Regions from separate parts of the Homo sapiens genome. Here region 1 is linked to region 2. A link is a contact called in ENCODE Hi-C or POLR2A ChIA-PET data. All regions are on one chromosome and are shown on one strand. The core of a region is the stretch at or near the end of the contact, and the rest is flanking DNA. Distances in the headings are between cores, read along the strand shown.

Evidence for each region. Hi-C counts contacts between places; a loop is a spot of excess contacts on that map. ChIA-PET counts read pairs that join two places held with the same protein, here RNA polymerase II (POLR2A). Pooled maps may share reads with other maps.
Region 1: a pooled map shows a loop between it and region 2 (5-fold over the local background). The contact joins the promoter of ATP6V1A here to the enhancer-like site in region 2. A Hi-C loop is called at or near these places in 1 of 50 pooled maps. POLR2A ChIA-PET finds 5 or more read pairs at or near these places in 2 of 52 experiments (GM10248 and activated CD4-positive, alpha-beta T cell).

What each region holds. Positions count from the first base shown.
Region 1 is chr3:113,743,824-113,750,287 of GRCh38, reverse strand. ATP6V1A (ATPase H+ transporting V1 subunit A) reads right to left here and starts at 3,253. Exons shown (of 15, transcript NM_001690.4): 1 at 3,175-3,253. It overlaps NAA50 (N-alpha-acetyltransferase 50, NatE catalytic subunit), which reads left to right and starts at 4,039. Exons shown (of 5, transcript NM_025146.4): 1 at 4,039-4,346. The coding sequence starts at 4,339. RefSeq lists enhancers at 3,296-3,665, 2,987-3,722, 3,723-4,458, 4,706-4,855, 4,459-5,195 and a silencer at 4,016-4,135.
Region 2 is chr3:112,404,809-112,411,984 of GRCh38, reverse strand. All of the region lies in intron 1 of LOC124909408 (a long non-coding RNA gene), which reads right to left. Among named protein-coding and RNA genes, the nearest start is that of CD200, 75 kb to the right of the region's middle. RefSeq lists an enhancer at 5,182-5,704. Within about 2 kb of position 4,349, at least 3 of the 41 ENCODE cell types and tissues checked have a DNase peak (open chromatin) inside an H3K27ac peak, as active enhancers do.

The DNA of each region.
Region 1 (6,464 bases), core at 2,004-4,503, 1.3 Mb before region 2:
CAGGATGGTCTCGATCTCCTGACGTTGTGATCTGCCCGCCTTGGCCTCCCAAAGCACTGGGATTACAGACACCACTTAGTTTTTAAGATATTTTCACATAGATTACCTAGGGTTTATGTCATAGGAAGGTTCCTAAGTATCAAACCTGAACCCCTCCCCAGCATTACGTAAAAGGACATATAACTAAAGTGGCAGAGCTGAATGAAGATCCTCTGACTTTTAGTCTAGTGCTAGTCCACTTATAGATCACGCAGAGCCACTTTTTCATTTAGTACGATTCATTCCTCTTCCCTTCTCTCCCATATTTTGATGATAACCATACTTATTAGTAAACAAACATGCTGTGAAAATAAGTTGGTCTCAGCATTAATAAAGTCCATCTGAGGTTTTTATCTATTGTATTGACCATGAATTTGGAAGGTTATTACCAGTTTATATTTAAAAGCTAACATTTAGTGCACAACTTTAGGAAGAGCTATGATCTGCAAAAATTAAAGTGGTTTAATTTCTTTGTCTAATTGCCCAACATTCATTCAATAAATAATTTATTGAGTACCTATCAGGTACTTCAGTATTCTGGTGCTGAAGACACAATAGTATTATAGTTCACAGTCCTGAGAGCTTTATGATTTGCTGAGGAAGAGCCCAGGGAACAGGAATTAAATACAATGCTAGAAGTGCAAGTAGAAGAATAGAAAAGATGATGATGATGATTAGTAGTAGTCTATAGGACTGAGTGGCTACCTCTGCCCATGGGGAAGAAAGCATTCTTAGTGGTGGCAAAAATCTATAAAGGCACTGAAAACAAGAACTCAGGAAAAGAAAACCAGAAGTGCCAAGGGCCCTAAAATAAAACCAAACCCTTATGCTTTATTTAATAGTGGACTATAGCACAATTCCCTAATAAATGTTAAGATTTCTACATGTAACACTCATAAACTGATAAGGCTAGTCTCAGAAATGTTTTCCAGGCTTCCAATCGTGTGTGTGTGTGTGTGTGTGTGTGTGTGTGTGTGTGTGTGTGATCTGTGTATAATGTCAAAGCTTTTTTTCACATTTAACCTTACTAGCAATGTAATCACCAATTCCCACTACTAATCTACATTTCATCAGTGGTCTAAGTTATTGCTTTCACGAGTTCCCTAAAACTGGGGGAATTGTGAAGTAAAACTGCAGACTCATCCAACCACTTTCATACTGACATTTTCCCCTCTAGTAGTCAATGCTTCTAGCTGGTTTTCTCTTTCACATTTTGGTCTCAGCCAGACAGGACTAGTTAGGACTTCCAGACCACATAAGGAATTCTCCTTACGTGGTGCAATGTCACCTGGTCACTGAAGTAACACTTCCTTTTTTTCTTCCCCTCTCCTCTAGAGATCAAGGAACCTTATTATGGAGAAAATTAATGGATAAAACTACATATATATATCTACAGCAGGCATGATGACATAAATATATCAATACATTAGTCTATTGTCCAGTATGGGTCGTAAGTACGAAATGCTAAAATGGTAAATCCACAAGAGATAGTAGTAATCTTCATTACTTGGGGAAAGCAACATCTCCGAGGTTATGTTTTCTACTAAGGAGCATCAATAAGCTAGGTTATGTATTTTGCACTTACTATAAAAATACTTTGTTAAACTGCTGCTATTGTAGAATTTTAACTTTTTATTCTCCTTAACAAAATAAGACCGTTTATTGTATAGAATTTGGAAGACACAGAAAAACAAAAATAAATCAGTCACATCCACCAAAGATGATTCCATCTTCCTCATTTTCCAGCAGTCTTCTTTAATTACCTTAGTTAGAAAACTACAAGATTTAACTGAGCATATAATTTTTCATATTAAGAAAGGTGTAATTTAAATTTTAAAAATCAAATTTGTAATATTCGTAAGACCTTCAATTGAAAAGCAGCATGGAATTTTCTGAGTTTGCAGTATAAATAAAAGAGTTTAACCACAAACTGAAAAACATTCTTCCCTAAAGCACATTGTTTGGGATCAAAACATTGGTAATAATACATTATGGACGGAATGGGAGTACTTGGGTTGGACAACACCTGTATTTTCAATTGGACAACAATTTCTGTATTTTCACAAAATACTATTCATCAAAATCTGAAGAGGGCACCGGGAGTTTTACAAATGGGGAAAGCTAAAGAGGGATACAAATGCTACTTAACCTAAATTTACCACAAAGCCGATCAAGGAATAGATTGGGAGTGCCAATTCAGTAGTATTTTAGGGGAAAATGACAAAAAGGGAAGGATTGACGGCAGAAAACATGTGCAGACAGCAACATCTCGACTTGATTCTACCTTTAAGCATATGGCCAAATCAATTTGGTTTAACTATTTCCAACCCAATCAGTTTCTTATTTCGGTTTCAGGGAACCCTACTCACTCTTCCCTAAACCAGCCTGGGCCTCCTGCACACCACAACACCACAATACCATCTTTCAACGCCTCCTCATTCAATCGAGACTGTCGCATTACTAACACCTCCTGTTTTGAAGACAGTATTCCTTCAACTGTCCTCTCTGCAGAGAAGAAAAAGTAAAAGCCCTTCTTTTACTTTTCTAGTCCCATCCGAAGCACGTGAACATCTACGGAACCTTCCCTGCAGGTATGTCAGATAAAATCCTTAGAATCACTGAGAAAGCACATTCGGAGGGAAGCTTCACAGTGACTCTGCAGTGAGGGCCGTATCAGTGACAGTCCCTCCCAAGCCTGTCTCACCGGAGACGCCTCTGCCTCCAGGGTTTTTGCTACCTCCCCGCTCCTCAGCCCTGAGCTGAGGGTAAGGACAGTGAGGACCTTTGCCAAAGAATGGGCTTTAAGGAATGGGACCTAATGTCTACTGCAGACCCTGTGAAATGGCTGAAACAATCTGCTACCCGAAGCCCCAAAGGCTCTGAGTAGGGAACCATAATGGCCGCACTCACTTCCAACCCTGGGAAAGGTGGACATCTGAATCCCCAAGTAGCGGGAACGACCACACTTGGGGGAGCGGGGGTTAAGGAGAAATGAGCTCCTTGCCGGTGCAGGGTGACAGCGGGGAGGAAGCCTCAGGCAGAAAAGTCGCCGTTCACACTCTCCCTTCTCTCCTTCCTCTGCCTCCTTCCACCCCCTCTATCCCCACCACTCGCCAGTTACCGGTCGCCGCTCACCTGCTGGGGCGCGAGGTGCAGAGACTGTACCGACCGAGGACCCAGAGGCTGTCACCACGGAGGGGAAGTCCTCAGCTGCACAGGTTGGGGGGGGGGGGGGGGGCGGGCCCAACCAGTCACATGACGTCGAGCTCCGCCCTGCCTCCTCCATCCCAGCGCTCTACATCTCGGGGGGCCTGAATTTTTACGGATCCCTTGAATATTAATTTTCTTGGATTAAAGAAATAAAAGATAAATTTTCACAAAGAGTATGTTATAAAGTACAATGTGGAAAATGTGGACAGCAAGAGTTAAAGCGCATTGCTAAGGAAGTGACGTTCACGCCACAATCGAGGGACAGGAAATGGCGGTGGCGTTCCGTCCCTCTGGAGTCCGCCGGTAAAATTCCAGGCTCTGAGGTTTGGGCCAATCACGTGATCTTAAAACTTGAGGCGTGCTGGAGGGTAGCCAATCTATCTGGCCGATTGTTAACTACGTTTGTTTTAAAACACCTAACTTAAACTTGAGCTTTCCACAGATTTCTTTACATTTAGAAGAACTAACTTTATAAAACCCTACTAGGAGGCAACAGCGTTTGAAGGTCACTCTGGAGACCACAAACTGGGAAGAACGGGGCTGAGAAAAACTATCTTGCGGATATGGGACAAGAGAGGGAGGGGTGGAAAAATCTGGATTTTACCGCCAGGGCCTACCGAGCCAGCCCCACAAGCAGTGTCGTAAGCGGGTGGGAGGGAGGAGCATGACCCCAGAAGGCCCAGTCCAGGAGAAAGATGGAGGTTCCGGAGTGGAGGGGGCAGGGTGCGCGGAGGCGAGCAGTGCGGCTGCGCGTGAGGCGGCGGCGCGCCGGCGCGCGAGGGGCGGGGTGAAAGGTCACAGCGCGGCAGCGGGTCTGGCTGGCGGCAGCGGCGGGAGGGAGCCGAGAGACCCGAGTGCACGTGTGGAGAAGCGGCGGCACAAGCGCGGCGGCGGGAGACACTCCCGCCCCCACCAGACTCAAGCCCTCACTCGACTCTCGCGGCCTTCGTTGCTCGCACAGCTCCCTGCCCAGGCTAGGAGGCCGGCTTGCGGGGTTGAGTGGCCCGAGCTAAGGGTGCGGAGACCTAAGGGCGGCGACTACGACGGCGTTGATATCGGTGGTAACGACGGCCTCAGCAGGCGGGGAAGATGAAAGGGTGAGGAAGGGCAGCCGGGCAGGGCCCGGCCGGTGGGGTAGAAGGGTCCGGGCCCATGTAGAGGGGGAGAGCCGCAAAGGCGAGGAGAGATTCAGGGCGAAGACGGGCGGAGGGAGATTTCTCTGCTTCTCAGTTCCCTCGGCTCCCGGAGGGGGCGGAGGCGAGGCTCGGGCTGTTGGCGGGCTGAAGGGCCAGCGGAGGCAAGACCCGGGGGGCTTCAGGGTTTCGGTTCGGAGACGAGTGTGGGTTGTTGAGTGGGGAGAAGCGACCGAGTGGGGCAACATGGAAAGGCTATTGTGAAGCGCCCGGGGCCTCCTTCCCGGGAGCGGACCGCTGAGCCACGCCGGCCCGCAGCTCCAGGTGGAGTGGTTTGGTTGTCTTCCACCTCCAGACTCAACTCTGGAACTGCGGTGTTTGACACCTTTCAGTTTAATTCACGCTTGGGAGCTGTGCAGAACCTTCTGGAGGAAGAAGAAATTGGAATAAAGAGCACGGGGATGAGTATTAAGAGCTAGTGACTCAACTAGATTTGGGTTGGGTCACAGCGAGTGGAGGAGGGGGAGAGAGCGCGATCACTGTAGACTTGGGGTGCCAACATATTTAAGGAAGTATAGGGTGGATCAGTAGGTGGAGCTGTTGCTTCAGTAGTTCACTATTGCCCCTGAGTGCTGAGGCGGTCCTGGGTAGTTCTACCACGCTGCTCCTTTCAGGTGATTGGCAAAGTTAATGTTCGGTCTTTCACCGTTTGCCTCTTACGTAAAATTAGGAATTATTTTGGATCGACTGGTTAAGTTTTTATGAAATGTCTCCTTACCATTAAGTTGTATAGTTTTAATGTATTAATTACGTAACATTTTTCCGAAGCATTGTCTCAAGCCGTTTTGGAGCTTGTCTTTACCCTCAAAGAGATGAAGCTCATAAACGTTAAAAAGCTCTCTGCGATGCCATAGTTTGTTGTTGTAAGTCGATTAAGAAGTCGTAACTATGTTTTAAGTTAACGAAGTCATTCCAACTATTCAATAGCACTTTTGAGGATGAAATAAAAGTCACTTTCAACGTAATCTCATACTGCCCCAAACAAGGACCTAAATATTACCTCTGTGTATCGGTATTTGAGGTTCCTGAAGAGATTCCAAGAAAGTTTAATTTGGTCTTAGGTCTGTAACATGTTTCCTTACTTTAATTTTCCTTTAAATACTGGATATTTATTCTAATGTTGAATTGTATGTTTTGTACTAATAATCTTTAAAGTTTAAGAACCATGAACTATTCACAGTACCTGCATTGTTTCACATCAAGTTGTAAAGAGTTCCAGTTAGGGAAATATAATTGACGGGTATAGGAAGTATTTGCTCCACTTGAATCATGATCTTGGAAGTTTGGCTATTTCAGATACAATCCAACATATTTGGAGAATGTTGTTTTTCTGCTATACTGCACTCCTTTTGTTTTGTTCTTTTCATTTTTTTTTTTTTAATGAGGCAGGGTCTGGCTCTGTTGCCCAGGCTGGAGTGCAGTGGCGCTATCTCGGCCCACTGCAACCTTTGCCTCCCCAGCTCAAGCAATCCTCCCGCCTCAGCCTTCCGAGTCGGTGGGACCTCAGGCGCGCACCACCACGCCTTGCTAATTTTTTGTATATTTTGTAGAGACGGGGGTCTGACTATGTTGGCCAGGCTGGTCTCAAACTCCTGAGCTCAAGCGATCCACCCACCTCTGCCTCCCAAAGTGCTGGGATTACAGGTGTGAGCCACTGAACGCGGCATATACTGCACTTCTTGAACATGGTTGCTGACTCTTACTCATTTTTGTACTCATTGTCAGGCACTCAGTACTTGTTTGTCATGTTCTGTTAAGTAAGAAAAATGAGGCTGAAGAGTTCCCAGTGTTGAAATTGCCATGGATTTACGAAGGGGTTGCCAGGAAATTATTCTGTATGTTTAGATCCAAAATCTTCAATCTAGTTCAGTCTCCATAGGCTGTGATGTTCTTTCTGATACATAACTTGGCGATAGAAATGAAGCTGAACAGTCATATTATTCACAATCTACCTTGAATTAATATATTCATGGAGCAATTATCTCTGTTTAAAATGGGTATTTACATGTAACCTGATGAAGG
Region 2 (7,176 bases), core at 3,100-5,599:
TTATAAGGTGACTTAGACATGTCTGGAGCCTGAGGAAAAGAAGCCAGTAGAGAGACTGCTATAAAACCCAGGAAAAGGAATAAGGGGAACAGAGACACATGGGGACTAGGAGTGAGCTGTCGAAAGGAGAAGGGCCATCCTCAGAATCGAGGGAAAGAAGAGAGGATAGGAGAAGAAGAGAAAAATGTGATTGTGCCTATGCTTGAATGTGTCTACCATGGCATGTCCTCCTGCTTTGGGGACATAAACGTCTTGCTCTGCATTCCTTTGTGAGAATGGCAGTAACAGAGGAAATGTCACTGTGCCCCAGGAATAGCTTCAGAAGGCTCTAGAATTAGATCCCGAGGCATGAGGTCATCATATGCTTGGAAGTTCCAGTGAGTTGAAGTATTTGAAATACAGCACTGATTCTGTGGGCACTGCTGCCTGGCTTAGGCATTGCAAAGAGACTGAAGCATGTGGGGATTAGTTTAATACCCCAAAACTTTGCAGCTTTGGGAGCAGCAGGACACAGCAGCACTTTAGATAGGAAGGCGCTCTTCTCATAGTCAGTATTGGCAAACATGGTCATGTGGAGGTATTTATTACAGGTGGATCTCAGGCATGAGATATATCAACCTCAAAGAATACCTGGGAAACCTTCTAGATATGCTTCAAGAAATTAGAAGAAATCTTGACTGGGGGTCAGGGAGGCAGGGTCTGACCAAGTTCCAAGTCAGGCATGGGGAGATGAACAATTGGCAAAATTTAGATTATCAAGGTTAATGTTACCATGTTTTTACCCACAGGTTCATGAGATTAGAGGCCCTTTAGACAACATGAATTTCAGCTAGTTATTTTTAGCTGTTCATTCCTAAAATCAAAATCACCCTTCAGCATTTGTTACAGACACTTAAATCCTAAATTAGAAACAAGAATACAATTGGCCAGGCGCGGTGGCTCACCCCTGTAATCCCAGCACTTTGGGAAGCCGAGGCGGGTGGATCACGAGGTCAGGAGATCGAGACCATCCTGGCTAACATGGTGAAACCCTGTCTCTACTAAAAAATTAGCCGGGCGCGGTGGCGGGCGCCTGTAGTCCCAGCTACTCGGGAGGCTGAGGCAGGAGAATGACGTGAACCCAGGAGGCCAAGCTTGCAGTGAGCTGAGATCACACCACTGCACTCCAGCCTGGGGGACAGAGTGAGAATCCATCAAAAAAAAGAAACAAGAATACAATAGCACAATTCATGTGACAACCACATGTAGGTTTAGTGATGTTTGTTCTCTGTGAAGCTAAGCTATCTCAGCTAGGTGGTTGAGGACATTTGTACTGTCTGGACTAGGCAGAGGTGAATATGATTGAATGTGTAAGACAGTGCCAATTATGTACCATATATAGCTGTGTGTGTTTCCTTCTGTCTAAAATATCAACCTATGCTTGCCTTTAATCTCATCCTCAATTGCAATGCTCAAAACCCCTCCTAGTGTCATTATATTGTCAAAAAATACTCTGAATCACAGGTTTAGAGAGATAAAAATTCTAACTTCTCTTAAAGAAACAACGTCTGAAAATCTTTTCATTTGTGTTGTTCCACATGAAATGACTTTAAGTGTTGAATGTGCACATTATTCCTACATTCTGAGACTTAGATTTATAGCTTATGAGTTGTCCTTCTAAAGGTATACTCTTCATATGCCAGTGACTCCCCAGCTTATACAGCAGTTATGCCTTATTGGTGAGGGATGCGTTCAAAGACTCCTTGTGGATGCCTGAAACCTGTTACCAAACCCCATATATCTCTAGTGCACATCTAAATCTGTGTTTAGACGAACAGAACCAGCTTTGTACCCGATTATCTTCACCAAGATGTCTGACTTACGTAAATCTCAAACTTGTCGTATTTAACACAAAGTTCTTAATTTCCTTCCTTTTTCAAGCCCACTTCTGCTGTGTTTTCTGTTTAAGTAAATAACACTCATCCATTTAGTTATGTCAAAAACCTAGGAATTATCCATGACTTCTCTCTTACTCTTTCTGCACTTTAAATGCATCAGCTAGTACTGTCTTCAAGAATGTATCCTTTTTACCCAGTCCTCGCCATCTCCTTTACTATCCCCCTTGCCCAAGCCACTATACTTTCATCCTGCTGTGGAAGCAGTTTTCCAACCCTCCTTACTCTCCTTTTGACCACTTAATATACATTCTTCACTAGCCAGAACAATCTTTGAAAAATGTAACCTACCATATGTCACTCCCCATTTGAAATGTTCCTATTGGGATTTTAAGATGATATTAAATACTCATTTTCTCAGCTCTCAAGTCTGGATTCAATTGAGAGGCAGACAGATTTGGGCAAATGAGATAAAATATTTGTTTTGTATTGATAAATGGTTGGATTGGCAGATATTGCCTTGTATTGAGTATGGTCGTAAAGACATCACTAATATTTAACTTATCTACCTATTTATTTTCCCTCACTTTGAAGTGTGGTTAGAATTTGGAGGAAGCAATTTCATGAAGGTAGAAATAAGATTGCCCTCATAAAATATGTTATGTCCTCATAAAATAAATATTTATATATTATATATAAAATATATAAATTTATTATCTGATCCTTCCCAAGAGAGATTCCGCACCTCTGGTTGCCCTTAGGCTTAATCATTAAGCCAGAACCATAAAGAGAACAAAAAACATTACCTGTGCCCAACGTTTTATGGCCTTTGTCACTCCTCAAGTAGTCTCTCCAAAGGAGGAATGTCTGACGTGGTAAGTAAGTTTGAGAGGAAACTGGATTTTGTTGGATCCACCCCTTCTGAAGTCTCTTGTTGTCTTCCTCCCTCAAGAGATGTCTGCCCTATTTTCCACTTGTTTGGAAACTATCTCCCCTGTCTGGTGTCCTTGCAGCTGTGCATCTGTCAGTCTGTGCTGGTAAGCTTTCTCCCTCAAAAACCGACTTGATGTGCTTCTCTGTTCTTATAATATCTGGCTCATATACCTGCATTTCACTAACCTAACCTATATATTATATATAATTTTGTTGTTTATATGTTCATCTTTTATACCTCACTGAGTTCCTTGAGGGTAGGAACAGTGAGTTGTATTTTTTTTTGTTTTTTTGTTTTCTTTTTTTTTTTTTGACTCCATGTTCTCAGAACTCTGGCACAGAGTAAATACAAAATATTTCTTCTTCCTTTCTTCCTTCCCTCCTTCTCTCTCTCGTTCTCTCCCTCTCTCTTTCTCTCTTTATTTCCTTTGTCTATCTTTTAAATCACCAAAACAATACTTTGTATGCAGTAGGTATTTTCCTGCCTAGTACATACCCAAGTATTTTTCAATATCGTTGCAAAGTAATTAGTCTTAGAATTCCCACCTAGATTTTTAGAGGGATTTAAGTCTGATAGTGTTGTCTATATAATGTGAAACAATGTTATTTTACTCAACTGTAATGTAATATCAACAGTTTGTTATATGTATCTGTTTGCACACTTTATGGACACCTCATATTTTGAGATATCTGCCATATCTCAAATGTTGTAAAACCTATCTTAAGTACTAAACAAATGACTGATACAAGCATGTTTTATCTCGATATCTGAACACTCCTCATTACTTATAATCTATATCACCAACATTAATTTTCTGTCTCTCATTTGTTCATGCTTGTTTACATTTGGTAATAGCTGGACAAGTATTAACCAGGTTGGAAGTTATGTTTAAGATGGTGAACTGATTAAGCAATAAGTAAATGTATGAGCCTATATAACTAAAAAATCTGAATATTTAGCTTTTGGAGCAGCTGGATGAGAAGCTTATATATATCTGTTATCAGGACCTAGACAATTTTTCTTTAGGTCCTACTTTTGTTTTCTTTAGGTCTACTTTTGTTCACCTCTAATTAGGATCCATTCTTAGTTATGCTCTGTCCTTGTAGTTGCAAGATGACTGCAGCAGCTCTAGAACACTTATCTTTAAAACTCCACACCCAGGAGAAAAGGGAAAGTCCTTGTCTCAGAAAGTTCTAAGAAAGTCTTAGAATAGAATCTCACAGATCTTGATTTCACAGACTTGGATCCTGTGTCCATTCTGGAATCAAACTGTGGCCAGAACAAATAGCGATTAATAAAATGTATTGTTAGAATGAGGATTTGGCCAAAAGTGCACTCCCAGAGCCAGGTATGAAATCAACTTTATACATATAGAAAGGTAGGAGAAGGGAATCCCCCAAAACAAAATCAGAGTTCTGTAACCACAAGATGAGATCTTGATTACAGGTGGTAAACCCAACAAATGTTCATTATAGATGTCCTGATACATTGTATGGTCTCGGTAGTACATATGAAATTCACTTTGGGGAATTCACAGAAAGAGGCAGCCTTTCTCAGGAGAATTAAACTGATGTTTGGAAAGATGCCCATATGAGGGAAGAGAGAGACCTCTCATATTATTTTATATTGTTTTATACTCAGTACCTGTTTTAAGAAAAAACAACAAGGAAGTAAAACCAAAGACAGGCAGCCCGGCGTCAGGCCCAAAACCAGGCCTGGGCCTGCCTGGCCTAAACCCAGTAGTTAAAAATCAACTCATAACTTACAAACCGATGTTATTCATAGATTCCAGACATTGTGTGGAAGAACACTGTGAAACTCCCTGCCCTGTTCTGTTTCTCTCTGACCACCGGGGCATGCAGCCCCTGTCACTGCCTGCTTGCTCAAATCAGTCACGACCCTTTCATGTAAAACCTTTAGTGTTGTGAGCCCTTAAAAGAGACAGAAATTGTGCATTTGGGGAGCTCGGATTTTAAGGCAGTAGCTTGCCAATGCTCCCAGCTGAATAAAGCCCTTCTTTCTACAACTCGGTGTCTGAGATGTTTTGTCTGCGGCTTGTCCTGCTACACATAGACTGCTGATTAGGAAAGACCATCCATATTAAAAGGGCATTAACAGGTAAAGAAAACATTGGTTTCCCATATGAATCAAAAACAATAATAATAAAAGCAGATGCCTCAACTATCAGCCATTGATCCATCACTGAGCTGTCTCTTAAGAGTGCCATCTCCTGGGTGACAGCAACAGGACTCATTTATTTAATTTGATAATTGTTAATGAAGTTAATAATACTGTATTGTAAATTTGAAATTTAATAAGAGAGCAGACCTTTGTTTTTACCACATACACAAAAGGTAACTATGTGAGGTGAGGGATGTGTTAACTAACTTAATTTTGGCAATAATTTCACAATGCATATGTACATCAAAGCATCATACTATACAACTTAAATATGTACAATTTTATTTGTCTATTATACCTCAGTAAAGTGGGAAAAAGTATTAGTTAAACAGTATTATGAAAGCCTGAAGGCCTTCTATGTTGTAGTTGGCACTCTGTTAGGTGCTAGGAAAAGACATATTTTTTTAAAGGATAACCCTAGGAGCCAAACATAGGATAATGATACTAGTGCCCAAAGAGACCGGCTCCATCAAAGACAAAGCTCAGAAGATGCCTTGAGGCTAAAAGAATTGCTGTCCTTGGCCAGGTGCAGTGGTTCACACCTGTAATCTCAGCACTTTGGGGGGCCAAGGTGGGTGGATCACCTGAGGTCTGGAGCTCAAGACGAGCCTGGGCAACATGAAACCCATCTCTACTAAAAATACAAAAAATTAGCCAGGTGTGGTGGCACATGCCTGTAATCCTAACTACTCAGGAGACTGAGGCAGGAGAATCGCTTGAACCTGGGAGACAGAGGTTGCAGTGAGCCGAGATCATGCCCCTGCACTCCAGCCTGAGCAACAGAGTAAGACTCCATCTCAGAAAAAAAAAAAAAAAAAAAAGAATTGCTGCCCTTAAAGGTGAAGCGAGTCTCTTGTAGAGCTGATCACCTGGCATTTTGAGCTCTTTCAGAGGTCATAGACCTCTGGAGAGAGAAACTGAGACACGTAAGAGGGTGGAAACGACTCAGTGGTGACACACTGAGGAGTCCTGCCCACAAGCAGCACACACTGATGCATCACCCAAAAACCCTAGGCCACAGCTCAGTTCCTCCTTTTAAGAAAATAAATAAATAAATAAATATATACATAAAACCAGGAAACAATCTAAGAATGAGGAGAAAACAAGGAGAATGACCCACTTTTGTGCACTCCATAGGTTTTACGGCACCTTTACTTGCCAGAGTAAAATGGAAGTAATACAGTCTTTGTGCACATTTAGATTAAGGAAAAAGAGCCCTAAGGTGGACCTGTAAACTATAGAGTTCCCAGGTCCCCTTTTTCTGTATTTTCTTTTCTGCCTGCTTTAAATCTGCTGTTATGTTTCTGCTGAGATAAAAACCACTGTTTGGATCTAACAGGTTTTGTTTGTTTGTTTTTTGCGAGCTGGCAAATTTGTATTTATCTCATGGCTAAAGTACTGAAGTAAAAGCTGTAGAAGCTGTGTGTGTGTGTGTGTGTGTGTGTGTCTGTATATGTGTGTTTGTATATATTTGAAGGCCTTTATAATAGACTTCTATAATGTTATGTTCAATCGGCAATTAAATCCATTTTAATTTCCCTCCAGCTCACCAGGCTTTCTCTTCTTACACTCTTTTTTTTTTGAGTCAGAGTCTCACTCTGTTGCCCAGGCTGGAGTGCAGTGGTGCCATCTCAGCTCACTGAAATCTCTGCCTCCTGGGTTCAAGCGATTCTCTTGCCTCAGCCTCTCGAGTAGCTGGGATTACAAGCGCACCAGCACACCTGGCTAATTTTTGTACTTTTAGTGGAGACAGGGTTTCACCATGTTGACCAGGCTGGTCTCAAACTCCTGACCTCAAGTGATCCAACTGCCTCGGCCTCCCACAGTGCTGGGATTACAGGAGTTTGCTGGCCCACTGGGCCCTCTTCATACCTTATGATGTAAATTTTGTTATCTGATTTTCACCTGAGTTGTTTCCTCTAAAATGCAAATTTAAGGCTATTTAGCTGACAACTGCCCAGGGTGAGCTTAAAAAAAAAAAAAGGAAAAAAAGGAGGTCTTTATGAATCTATAAGATGTACTTCTATCAGCATGCCTAATACATCTATATATTTATTTGTTGTGTACACAATATTTCACTATTAAAAATATATAAACGAGCTCTGATTAATTGGATTAAAAAATAAAAGTGCTTAAATCAGATACTAAAGAACAAAGACTAGTTAAATGCTTTTTCAAGTTCAAGTG